Linked DNA regions of Mus musculus: all the other regions are linked to region 1. A link is a contact called in ENCODE Hi-C or POLR2A ChIA-PET data. All regions are on one chromosome and are shown on one strand. Each heading gives the region's core, a stretch centred on a gene start or an enhancer-like site at or near the end of the contact. The rest is flanking DNA. Distances are from core to core; before and after follow the strand shown.

Region 1 (3,995 bases), core at 642-3,141:
TGTAAATATTTTTTAATGTTGTCTACCAACGTCTCTAAACTTGATATTTGTTTTCTTTAGAAGAGCAGTGGAGAGGGGTAGGTTGATCCCAGCACACAGAAGGCTATCGGGAAGATCTCGAGTTGAAAGTCAGCCTTGGGCTACATAGTGGGACCCTGTCTCAAAAAAATAAAGAAGGCTGGTAGAAAATCAGGGTGAGACAACTGTCAAAAAATGGGGGCAACTATCAAACTGTGGAGTTCTAAGCATGAGGAAATGAGGGAAGGAATGGTAAAACTTATTTTTTCACTGTCCGACTCCATTCTCGCTAATATCATACCCATATCCCACCTCAAAGTATCCCTCATACAATCTCCAATCACCTCTCTGCTCAGCTTACAGTAAGAACCCAACTCCTTAGGATAGCCTAAATGACCCTTACCATCTGGACCAGCAAACTCCTCTGCTTCCCAATCTCATCCTCTTAGTGCACACGGGCAGCTGCAAGCCAAGGGCCAGGACCACCTCCTCCATCTATTACATCATCAAGTTCTGCCTTCTTCAAAGTACTATCTGATAACACCTGGTTCATTGTACTTAAGAATAGAAAGAAAAAAAAAAAAGCACTAAGCATGAACGGTACTAACATAGCTAAAGCACTTTATGTATCACACTGAACCCGCTAGAAGTGCCCAAACTGGGTAATCTCGCTGTCCAACGTAACCTGTCAACTTGCTAAACGTAAGTACCAGGTAAACGGGAGCATAAAGAGGCTCAGTGGTTTACTACTTAAGAAGCAGAAGCCGGATTCGAACCCAGATGGATAGATACTCTCCCACCAATACCCGCTCCAAAGATTGAAGTTCCATGAAGGCAGGGTCTTGGTCCTGGCAACATCCATCCCCAAGGCGGATCACAGGACCTGGCGCCCATGTTCTGGCGCTCGGAAGCCAAGCTGGCTGGATGAATGGTGGGAGGAATGCGTTCCTTTGTCATCTGGGTTATCTTCCAGAACTCTCTGAGCATCCAGCGCAGAAATCCTCCCGGCCCGAAGAGGAGGAGCCCAAGAAGCGCCCGAGCTCCAAGGCCCCCCGCCCCGGGCTCACCTTGAAGTCGCGGCTGTGTTGCGGGGTGTACTCCAGCGTCCAGAGCGCCCGCACCAGATGCGCCAGCTGCTCGGTGACCTCGCCCTGGCCGTGCGGCCCGCGGCCCGCCGGCTGCTCCGACTCCGGCTCTGGCTCCGGTCGGCCCGCCCGGTACTGGCCCAGAGCCAGGTACTCGGCGAAGAGCTCGGTGTTACTGAGGCACTGCAGCGTGGCGTTCATGAAGCACGTGTTGCCGTGGTTGCGGAGCCCCGCCACGCCGGGCACCGGCTCCGAGGCGCAGGCGGGAGGCGCGGGCGAGGCGGGCGGCGGCGGGCACGGCGGCGGCGTGGGCGCGGAGGCCGGCCCGGGCGGGAAGCAGCTGCGGAGGCCGCCGCGGTCCGGGGCGGCGCCCTCGGAGCTGAGGTGCGAGAGCGTGGACAGCGTCTTGAGGACGCGGCTCATGAAACTGCCCACCGAGCGCGCCGACGACGGCGACGAGGGCGCGGCCGGCCCGGGGCCGCCAGCGCCGCCGCCGCCCCCCGCGCGGCCACTCCGGAACAGCCGCTTGCTGAACGAGCGCTTCTCCTTCCCGCCCGCCGCCACCGGCGGCCCGGGCCCGGGCGCCGTTACCTTGGACATGGCGGCGGTTGCCGACGCTCATCACCGCGCCAGTCCGCCCGGACCGCGACTCCGCCACGGCCGCCGCCGCATCCCGCCGCCTGCGCCTCACCCGGCCCGGGGGGCTTCACGCCCTACACCACCTCAGAGCGCCGCGGAGAGAGCGAGCAAGAGAGCGGCGACCGAGGGGCGCGCGTGCGTCGCGCGGCCGCCCAAGTGGGCAGCTCACGTGACTCGCTGGCATCGCAGCCCCGCCCCGCACTGAAGCTGCGAGGCCGCCATATTGACTGTGGGAACAGCTCTCTCCCTGAACCCTGATTCAAGGACTCCCTCGGCTTAGGGCGTGGTTCTGCGTGTTGAAGCTCAAGACTGGCCATGTTTAGTATGGGCACGGTCCTAAACGTTAGGGCAGGCGCTGGATGGTGGATTTTAGGGGTGGGTCTCTGTCTTTGCTTGTCAAATAGAAAAGATCTAGAGAAAGTACTGAAATCAAGCTGCCACGTACCAGGTGGCAGAGGAGCTGATAGATACAGCTTTGTCTTGTCCCAGGCGGGTTAACTCAGCCTGGCTCCCGAGGGACTGCCGCGTACCCACCCGAACGTGGTCACGGAGCTGGCACATTCTGGTGGGCTTTTCTTTCAGGATGTACCTTGAGGTCTCAGCAAAGTAATATTATTAGAATTGCCTTGCTGAAAAGTTTTGTAAAATACAGCCTTTAAATCCTCTGAGCTCTCCCTTTAATCACTCAATAAACTGAGCATTTGCTCATTCATTCATTCAATCATTCATTCATCCATCCATTCATTCAGTAAATATAGCAACTGAACACTTGCTGTTTGCCAAATACTGTACTAAACTCTAAGGATACGACAAGACTGAAACTAACTGAGTTTCTGCTTGCCTTCCTATAGTGTACACTCTCAGTAGGTATTCATTCATGATTACCTCTGTATTCCACACACTATGCCAATCATGGAATACCTTCCTTGGTTTTCAGTTCAGTGCCTTTGACATCTCATTTAAACCCAAGTTTGGCTCAAAGACTTAACCTTTAAACCAAGGGTCACAGATGCACTACTATCGCAGAGGCTAGATAGGTCATAGCAATGAACAAAGAATCCTGGTGAGGGGTCGGTCATCTGCTGATCAGGTCATACTTCACATATCTTGGGAATACAAGAAATGTTGTGGACAGCGGCAACCTGCTAATTAACATTCTTCTAAAGAGATGGCTTTCGCTCACCTCCAGTCAGTTGTTCCCATGTGAGAATGAGGGCTTAGTGTTGCCAGATCAGCTGATTTTTAGAGAAAAGGTGGAAATTCTATTTTTAAATGTTGGTTCAATTTTTTTTAAAGGAAAAAAAACTGCATGGGAGAACAGCGTGCATTAAGGCTGCCTACTACTCAAAATCCACTGGTTTCTGACCTTCTCTTTGTATGTTCTCTTTGCTAAGAGATGAGCCTGAGCCCTGGTTACTGCAAAAAACAGATAATGGGAAAGAAAGCCCATAACATTTTAAAGATAGAAAGGCCACCCTACACCCATCTCAAAGCAAATAGTTTTGGCCTCTAGATTTCTACTCAATACTAAATATGGTATCCTGTAATGATGCTCTTGGTTTGCTCTGAATAGGCTCAAATCCCCTCCACTTCTACCTCCTAATTAAAACATCCATCTTAGCTGTACCTTGGGCTCCTTGTAGCATCAGAAAGAATGCCACTAGATCACAATAGAAACTGAAGCCTGTGGCCCTCCACCTTTGCACACATGCTTGCTGCTTCTAACGACTTGATCCCAGCTGTGAACCTTTACCCAAGCTGATCCATCTGCTCCAGGTATCTTTCCTTGAACTTCCTCATTTAGTTTGCCTCTCTTCATCTCTAAAATCTTGCCTTCATTAATTGCATCATTTCTGCAGACTCTCTTAGAACCTTTTGGCCATACCATTAACTTGACCCTGTTGGAATTCAACAGACAATGAGTTAGTTGTTTTCTATTGCTGTGAAGTTACCACGACTAAGGCAACTGGTAAGAGAAAGTACTTAATCAGGGGCTTGCTTACAGCTTCAGAGTTAGTCCATCACCATCATTGTGGACAGCAAGTGGGCAGAGATGACGCTGAAGCCGTAACTGAGAGTTTACATCTCACCCAAAGGTTGGAGGCAGAGAGAATGAGAGCAAGAACAAGAATGTGTGTGTGCATGCATGCAAGAGAGGGAGACAGAGACAGAGAGACAGAAAAAGACAGAGACAAAAACAAAGACAGAGCCAGTCTGGGCTTAGTGTGAGCTTTCAAAAACTCAAAGCTCACC
Region 2 (3,995 bases), core at 1,084-3,583, 430 kb after region 1:
AATGTTCCCTTAGCAGAAGTGCCCCCCTTGTCTTTCCACCATTTAGGACCCCTATATTCATCCTTTAGACATAGTAAGTCCAAGACTAGCTTGCGATACGAGATCCTTTTTTTCTTTTCTTTTTTTTTTTTTTGGTTTTTTGAGACAAGGTTTCTCTGTAGCCCTGGCTGTTCTGGAACTCACTTTGTAGACCAGGCTGGCCCCGAACTCAGAAATCCGCCTGCCTCTGCCTCCCGAGTTCTGGGATTAAAGGCGCGTGCCACCATGCCTGGCTAAGAGATCCTTTCTTAAGAACAACTCCACAAACCAAAAGCATCAAAAAAGCTACAATGAAAGTTACTAAAAGGTCCTTCTTTTCTGCTGGGTGCAGGCTGACTGCTGTTGAAATGGGCAAGTTCATGAAACCCAGGAAAGTGGTGCTAGTCCTAGCTGGACAATACTCTGGATGCAAAACCGTATCATGAAGAACACTGATTGATGATGGCACCTCAGACCGCCCTTACAGCCATGCCCTAGTGGCTAGAATTGACTGCTATCCCCCAAAAGAGACAGCTGCCACAGGCTAGAAGAAAATTGCCAAGCAATCCAAGATAAAGTCCTCTGTGAAAGTTTATAACTATAACCACCTCATGCCCACAAGGGAGTCTGGATATCCCCTTGGGCAAAACTGTTGTCAACAAGGATGCATTCAGAGACCCAGCTTTGAAACACAAGGCCAGGCAGGAAGCCAATGTCAAGTGTGAGGAGTGATACAAGACAGGGAAGTGCAAGTGGGTTTTCCAGAGGCTTCACTTTTAGGTATGTTTTTGTTTTGGTCATTAAAAATTAAGAAAAAAAGTTACTAACAACTTAAACTTTTCTTAAGCACTTTCCCCACCTCATTCCCCAGCACTTTTGTGGGACTCCAGCACTTCTGTGCTAAAGTCACTTTAGTCCCCATCCATTCTCAGACACATAATAATAAAAATGGCAGATACTTTCATAATGTGCTTCAGTTAGTCCTAGGGAATTTTGTGACTTTAATGTCCAATGACTCAATTAGCACTCACAATAACCCTAACAAATAGATTCTATTATATAATCATCCTCCTTTGAGATATGCAAACTGAACAGAGAATAAGCAGTTCCTCCAGGATGCTGCCATTTATAACTGCTCCATTTAACACCCCCCCCACACACACAGAGGTTTCATATCATATATATTTTGATTCATAATAGCAGCAAACTGCAGTTATTAAGTAGCAACCAAATTATGGTCATGGGCCACCACAACATGAGTAATTCTGATCTTAACCTGTTATCTTGTCCTCAATCTTATCAGTAAGTAGGAGTTATCTTGTTTATTTGTAAATGATCTTTACCACCCTTAGAAGGTAAGACAGGATAGGAAGACAAATTAATGTGAATTCTAATTTTGCACAGAAAGCACAAGAACATGGAAGTAATATTTAAGTCTTGCAGGAGAATAATATTCTGAGCCTGAAAGAAATGAGAGCTCCTTCTAACTACTACACTAAATTTGTATGCACACACACAACACCTGTTCATTATATGTAATATTTATATTATTTTCTTCCCCTCATCTTGTTCCAACGTGGGTCTTAAACATGGAGAACACCAGCTGCAGAACCAACCAGAGTACACGTTATAACCATCCCCTTCTCCAATGTAAACCTATTTTGGAGGTCAAGCCCTAACAGACAAACACGAAAATGTATATATATAAGGCTGTTGACGTGACGTGAAAGATTTATGTGACGGGGCCGGAGTGGAGTGGGAGAGAAGAGGGCCTCTAGGTTTACCTATATGTAGTTTTACACCTAATATTTATGCAGTGCCACTAGAAGATGGGTTTGGCTCGTCTGCATTTTAAGCTTCGCCACCCGAGCAGCGCGCTCGTCTCAGTGACTTCTCGTGGAGGCTGTAGGTAGGAGGACACTGCCTCGGATACAGGAACTAGGTTTGAAAACCCAGCCTAAAGCCCTGGGTCACCCTTCCCGCAACCCGGGCACCTTTTCCTTCTCCGCATAGCTGAGGGGCTTCCCGGAAAGCTCTTCCATCGGGTTGGAAGCCGAACGCAAGGAGCAGCCGTCTCCAGCCTCGGGCCTGTGGTCACGGGGACCCAGCCAGGGCTTCCTAGGGCCAAGAGGAACCCCTGGGAAGAACGGGGACCTAGTTCACCCCCACTATGTTCCTGCCGAGCCACACAGGTTCCGCGCGCTAGCCGCTCTGGCCAATTAAAACCTCTGTTCGCTCTGCGCACGCGCAGCTGGAGACTGCCGAGCGATCGAGCAGGCTTGACTAGAGGAGAGTCGAATGAGAGTCCAGGGCGGGGATAGCGGAAGTGGCCGATCAACCGGAAGTAGCTGGAATCACCGTCTGCCTGAGCTACTGACAGGATCCTGAGGTTCAGAGAGGGGGAAGCCATGGAGTTGGGCGAACTGCTGTACAACAAGTCGGAGTACATCGAGACGGTGCGCGTGTGGCGACCCTGCCGCCGCTGGCAGTCACGGGACCCTCGAGGACTGGACGGTCGCCCCTCCCGTCCCGGCTGCACTGGTTCCCGTTCCCTCAGTCCCTTCCTTGGATGACTTAGAGATGCTTCGTGTTTCATCTGATTGTTATTTAGTCGGTGCATGCATGCATTAGGCTCTCTTCTCCTTCATCTCGTGTGTGTGGGTGTGCTGTGTAGCGGGGGAGGAAAGTGTGGATGTGGGAGAGTTTCTATGCATATATATCTATGTGTGTGCATATACACACGCCTGAGTTTCCTGTTAAATAATGTCTTCCAGAGGAATACACAGTACAGCCTATTCATTCTGTATATAAATTACATTTTCAGACTCCGGGCCCTTTTTAAAAATAATATTTCACAGTCTGCTTACGTGCTAAGACGTTATTGTTTCTATTCGTCAACTCATAATACAACATATGTAAACTGCCCCCGTTAGGGTTACTATCATTATTTTTTCTGTGTGTCTGTGATCATGGAAAAGTAATTTTCCTCACTGAAGGCTATGAAACCGTAATATGGAAGTGGGGTCTGAATGCACATCAGTCATTAGACCGCTCATTAGATACCGATCCTGAATTCATTTCTTGAGCTCTCAGTTCCTGATCTACCCTTGCTCTTTTGATAGATTGGATTCAGTTCCTGAGTGCTCTTATCACGGAGCCGTGCCCACAGCCTTCCCCCCCCCCCCCCAGTGCATTCCTTCTCCAGTTTGTTTTTGTTTGTTTGTTTGGTGATGGAGTCTCACTTCATAGTTTAGTCTAACCCCAAATTCACAGTCACCCCACCCAGAGCTGGGACAGTAGGGGTGCAGTATACATTCAGGCCTCATTCATTTTTAGACTGCCCTTCATTTGAAGTAATTTTCTCCTCAATGTGAGCTTTCATGATGGAAACTGTAGTCCAGAAATCCTCTGTTTTTTCACTCCAGATTTCTGTTTGCTTTTAGGCATCTGGGAACAAAGTTAGTCGCCAGTCTGTTTTGTGTGGAAGCCAGAACATCGTCCTCAATGGCAAGGTAAAGGGCACAGGCAGCTTCAGGAGGTTACCCTTATGCCTTCAGCTAGTCACTGTATCAGCAGGGTATATGGGATAGTGCTGTCTCCAATTTGTCATTTCCAGTTCTCTCTCTTTGTTTTTGTTTTTTTAAACATTTATTTATTTTATGTATATATGAACACATTGTCACTGTCTTCAGACACACCAGAAGAGGGCATTAGATCCCATTACAGATGGTTTTGAGCCACCATGTGGTTGCTGGGAATTGAACTCAGACCTCTGAAAGAGCAGCCAGTGCTCTTAACCGCTGAGCCATCTCTCTAACCCCTCTTTCTTTGTTTTCATTTTTTTCTCCAAATTAGATTTATTGAATGCACAAAGACGATCAGGGAGGAGAAGCCAAAAAAATTAGAGAGCGGCCCATTAGATGGGGAATAAAGAAGCTTTAAGGAAGAGGGTGGGGAGGGCAGTAACACGTGAAATA
Region 3 (3,995 bases), core at 562-3,061, 270 kb after region 1:
CGGAATCACACACAAAGCCCAGGTGCTTGACAAGTTTAGGGGCCCATGAGGATATATGTATAAAAAATGGACCTGGCTGCTAAACTTGAAGCCCACTGCAACAGACTAGAGGCATGAACACCACGGTCTCCAGTTTCCTGCTAGCCCTGTGTTCTTAGGCCTGAGCATGTTTTAGCATCGGCTAGCCTCTTATCTGGTAAGTGTGGGACAGGGCCCATGGCTGCATCCTTAACACCTCAGAACACGAGGATGTGGGTCCCAGGAGCCACTAAGAAGCACTAGCCTGCTTTTTCGCTGCTCCCACACACATGCAGATGTGGGGAAAATATGCCTGGAAACCAAGCTGCAGCACCATAACCCAGGCTATCTATGTGGTACTGTGTCCTCAACACAGTGAAGCAGCAAGGAGGAGCACTGATTCAGCAACATATATTCTCTCTTTCTCTCTCATTCTCTCTCTCTCTCTCTCCCCCCCCTCTCTCTCGTCTTCTCTCTCTCATTCTCTCTTTCTTCCTCTCTCTCGCTCTCTCTCTCTCTCACACACACACAGTTAAAGTCTTCATTCAGGATGGCCCATCTTCCTTAGCTTACAAAGATATATTAATGGATTTGTGTCATTCTCATATACTGCTAAATACTAGGACCAGTTAACTATTAAATGCTCTCAAAAGTGACTCTTTATGCCAGGCATGACAGAACATGTCTATAATCCCAGAATTTCAGAATCAAAGGCATGAAGATCAAGAGTTCAAGGTCACCCTCCATCATAGAGCAAATTCAAGGCCAGTATGGGTTACATGAGAGTCTATCTACCCCACCACCTCCAAAAGGCCTTCTTTCAAGATTTATTTTTTAATTACATTCACCCATGTTTGTCTGTGTGTCAGTATGTGCATGTGAGTGTTTATGCCCAAGGAGGCCACTGAATCCCATGGAACTGGAGTTACAGGTAGTTGTGTGCCAACTGATGTGGGTGCTGAGAATTAAGTTTAGGTTCTCTACAAGAGTAGTAACCACTGAGCAATTACTCCAAACCCAAAGAGCTTTTTTTGGGGGGGGGGGGCACATATCTGTAATGCCAGAATTAGGGAAGCTGGGGCAGAAGGCGAGTTTGAGGCGAACCTAGGCGACAGAGTGAGACTGTAAATAAGAAGGGGGAAGGAGAAGGAAGAGTAAAAGAGCGTGCGAGAGCCGGCGAGAGCGATCCTATAGCCTAGGCCGGCCTCGAACTCACTTTGCAACTGAAGCTGGCTTTGAATTCCTGACCGTCCAGCACCACCTCCCCAGTGCGGAAATTAACGGCGGTCGCCACCACTCCCAGATTGTTATTATTATTATTATTGGGGTTTTTTTTTTGTTTTTAGTTTTTAGTTTTTAAAGGAAATGTTATGGCATCGTCGGACGTGAACACCAAAGCCTAGACCTAACTCAGACTACTGCAGGGCTCGCTTTCCCACCAAAGGAGAGGCTTGGCCCCTGGGCCCGGTCCTGCAGTCGGGTGCCGGGGCGGGCGGGTGGGCGTCTGCGTGGCTCACCCTCCACGGCGTGGTTCACCTCCTGGATGAACAGCTGCAGCTTCATTACCAGGGTGGCTGCGTGACCGTCCGCCTTCCCCGCCGCCCCGTCTTTGGGGCCGGCTCTGAAGGCCGCATTAATCCAGTCCTTCACGTCGAAGTCGTCAGCCAGGAACTTGGAGAAGTCCATGGCGCGCGGTCTCCGGGTTGGCGCCGAGCGACACCGCCTTCGGGACACCCGTCGAAACCCACCAAGCTTTACTTGCCGCCCCGTCAGCGCACTCGCGCCGAGGCCGAATGTCCCTCGTCGCGCGCCGTACTTCTTCCGGAAGTCGGTGCCTATTACCATAGCAACTGTTCCTGTTAGAGCAGCGAGCTTCGCGCAGTCCGGACAGGTACGACAGTTCGTTTTCTGCTCTTATTTGTCGAGCAGTAAACTAAGTAAACGCGTGTTTCCTCAAGACTAGAAGATTGACGTCTGAGAAGGGAGCAGCTGAGAAATATAAACTCTGTATGTAGGAGTAATGTTGCTAGTTTTCCGTCCTCACTAAATGCATACAGCAGTTTGGGTTTTTTGGTTTTTTGGTTTTTTGGTTTGGTTTGGTTTTGCTTTGAGACAGGGTTTCTCTGTGTAGCCCTGGCTGTCCTGGAACTCACGTTGTAGACTAGGCTGGCCTCGAACTCAGAAATTCGCCTGCCTCTGCCTCCCGAGTGCTGGGATTAAAGGTGTGCGCCACCACGCCCGGCAGCAGTTTGGTTTTTTTTTTAATTTTATTTTATTTTATATGGAGTGTTTTGCCTCTGTATGTGTGTGACCCACTTGCCTGTCTGGTGCGGGCAGAGGCCAGATGAGAATGAAAGATCTCCTGGAAGTGGGATGTTACATGTGGTTATCAATGCTGGGAGTGGAACGCAGGTCCTCTGGAAGAGCTGCCAGTACTATTAACCGCTGGACCATCTCTCCTCATAGATTTCTATAGATTTGATAATGGTCTCCCCTAACTCTGGTCTAATTTCAGTAATCTTCAATAATCTTCAAAAATTACTTTTCCTCCAATTCTTCCACTCATTTTCCATCATTTTCTTTACTAGTTAGGTTTTTTCTTTCTTTCTACCTTTCTTCCTTCTTCCTTTCTTTCTCCGATTTTTTTTTTTTTTTTTGCTCTTGTCTAGTATAGCAAAGTAGAGGATGTTGTTGTTGTTGTGAGGATGTTGTTGTTTGTTTGTTGTTTTTAAAGACGGGTTCCGTTCTTCTATCCTAGAACTCAAACCCATGCCTCAAAGATCGAACCTCCCACATGCTGGGATTTCTGGCTTAAGCCACCACTGCATGTTCTAGCGTTGGTTTCTAATTTAATTCCGTGTATCAGGAACACATATTATGACTCTGTTCTAAATGTACAGAGACTTGCTATGGCCTTAATATTTGTCTGTCATGGAGAAGAGTATATGTGCACTTAAAAATATGTACAGTACCCAAAAGGAGGACATGGTGTTGTGGGGAATGGATACAGCTAAAGGTAATAAGCAAAAGAAGCCAGAAGACGAAGTTCACGTTTTCTCTCAGTTCTGGATCCAGATTGTATAAACACCTAAAAGAATATCTAACATGAGAGCAGAGGAAAGACACGGGAGGAAAAAGAATGGAAGGTGGAGGTGGGAAAGAGGGAAGATATGCAGAAGGGAACAGGGGTAAAATGCATAGTACAGTTAGGTAGATTGTCTTTATGAAACACAGCACTATGGACATGAATATTCAATATAAAGAAGAGGAAGCAGAGAAGGGAGGAAGAAAATCACATGTCTGACTTCATGTGGTGATACACGCCTGCAATCCCAGCACTGGGGATGCAGAAAGAGGAAGATTCCTTAAGTTTGAAATCATTTAGGCATACGTAGCAAGACCCTGTCTCAAAAACAAACCAAACAGCAAAAAAGAAATATATAGTCGGGTGTGGTGCCACACGCCTTTAATCCCAGCACTCGGCAGGCAGAGGCAGGTGGATTTCTGAGTTCGAGGCCAGCCTGGTCTACAAAGTGAGTTCCAGGACAGCCAGGGCTATACAGAGAAACCCTGTCTCAAAAAAAAAAAAAAAAAAAAAAAAAAAAAAGAATAAGAAAAGAAAGAAATATATGCAGTCATTGAATAAGTGTTCCATGTATTTTAGTAAAGATGATCATTAGTGTCCTTCAAAACATATGTCCTTGATCATCTTCTGAGTTGTCCCACCAATTGCTGCTGAAAGACTAAGTTTCCAACTCATTATTGTTAGCTGGGCACACACCTTTCAATGCTCAGGAGGCAGAGGCAGGCCAAGGGGAATTCAAGGCTAGTCTGGTCCTCAATGTGAGTTCCAGAACAGCCAGGGGCTGTATAAAGAGACCCTGTCTCAAAAAACAAACAAACCAACCCACGGGTGGAATTCATCTTGTTGTACTGCCACTTTTCTGCCCAGCTGCATTTATTTTTGCTTCAGGTTC

What was found. Hi-C counts contacts between places; a loop is a spot of excess contacts on that map. ChIA-PET counts read pairs that join two places held with the same protein, here RNA polymerase II (POLR2A).
Region 2: a map of regulatory T cell shows a loop between it and region 1 (2.8-fold over the local background). The contact joins the promoter of Dctn5 here to the promoter of Usp31 in region 1. A Hi-C loop is called at or near these places in 1 of 37 maps with a recorded cell type or tissue (regulatory T cell). POLR2A ChIA-PET finds 5 or more read pairs at or near these places in 1 of 5 experiments (embryonic stem cell).
Region 3: POLR2A ChIA-PET joins it to region 1 with 15 read pairs in Patski. The contact joins the promoter of Cog7 here to the promoter of Usp31 in region 1. POLR2A ChIA-PET finds 5 or more read pairs at or near these places in 2 of 5 experiments (Patski and embryonic stem cell).

What each region holds. Positions count from the first base shown.
Region 1 is chr7:121,705,551-121,709,545 of GRCm38, forward strand. Usp31 (ubiquitin specific peptidase 31) reads right to left here and starts at 1,892. Exons shown (of 16, transcript NM_001033173.2): 1 at 1,086-1,892. The coding sequence starts at 1,703.
Region 2 is chr7:122,130,708-122,134,702 of GRCm38, forward strand. Dctn5 (dynactin 5) reads left to right here and starts at 2,334. Exons shown (of 6, transcript NM_021608.3): 1 at 2,334-2,474; 2 at 3,462-3,530. The coding sequence starts at 2,427. Palb2 (partner and localizer of BRCA2) reads right to left here and starts at 2,239. Exons shown (of 13, transcript NM_001081238.2): 1 at 2,013-2,239. The coding sequence starts at 2,060.
Region 3 is chr7:121,979,882-121,983,876 of GRCm38, forward strand. It overlaps Cog7 (component of oligomeric golgi complex 7), which reads right to left and starts at 1,812. Exons shown (of 17, transcript NM_001033318.3): 1 at 1,536-1,812. The coding sequence starts at 1,704.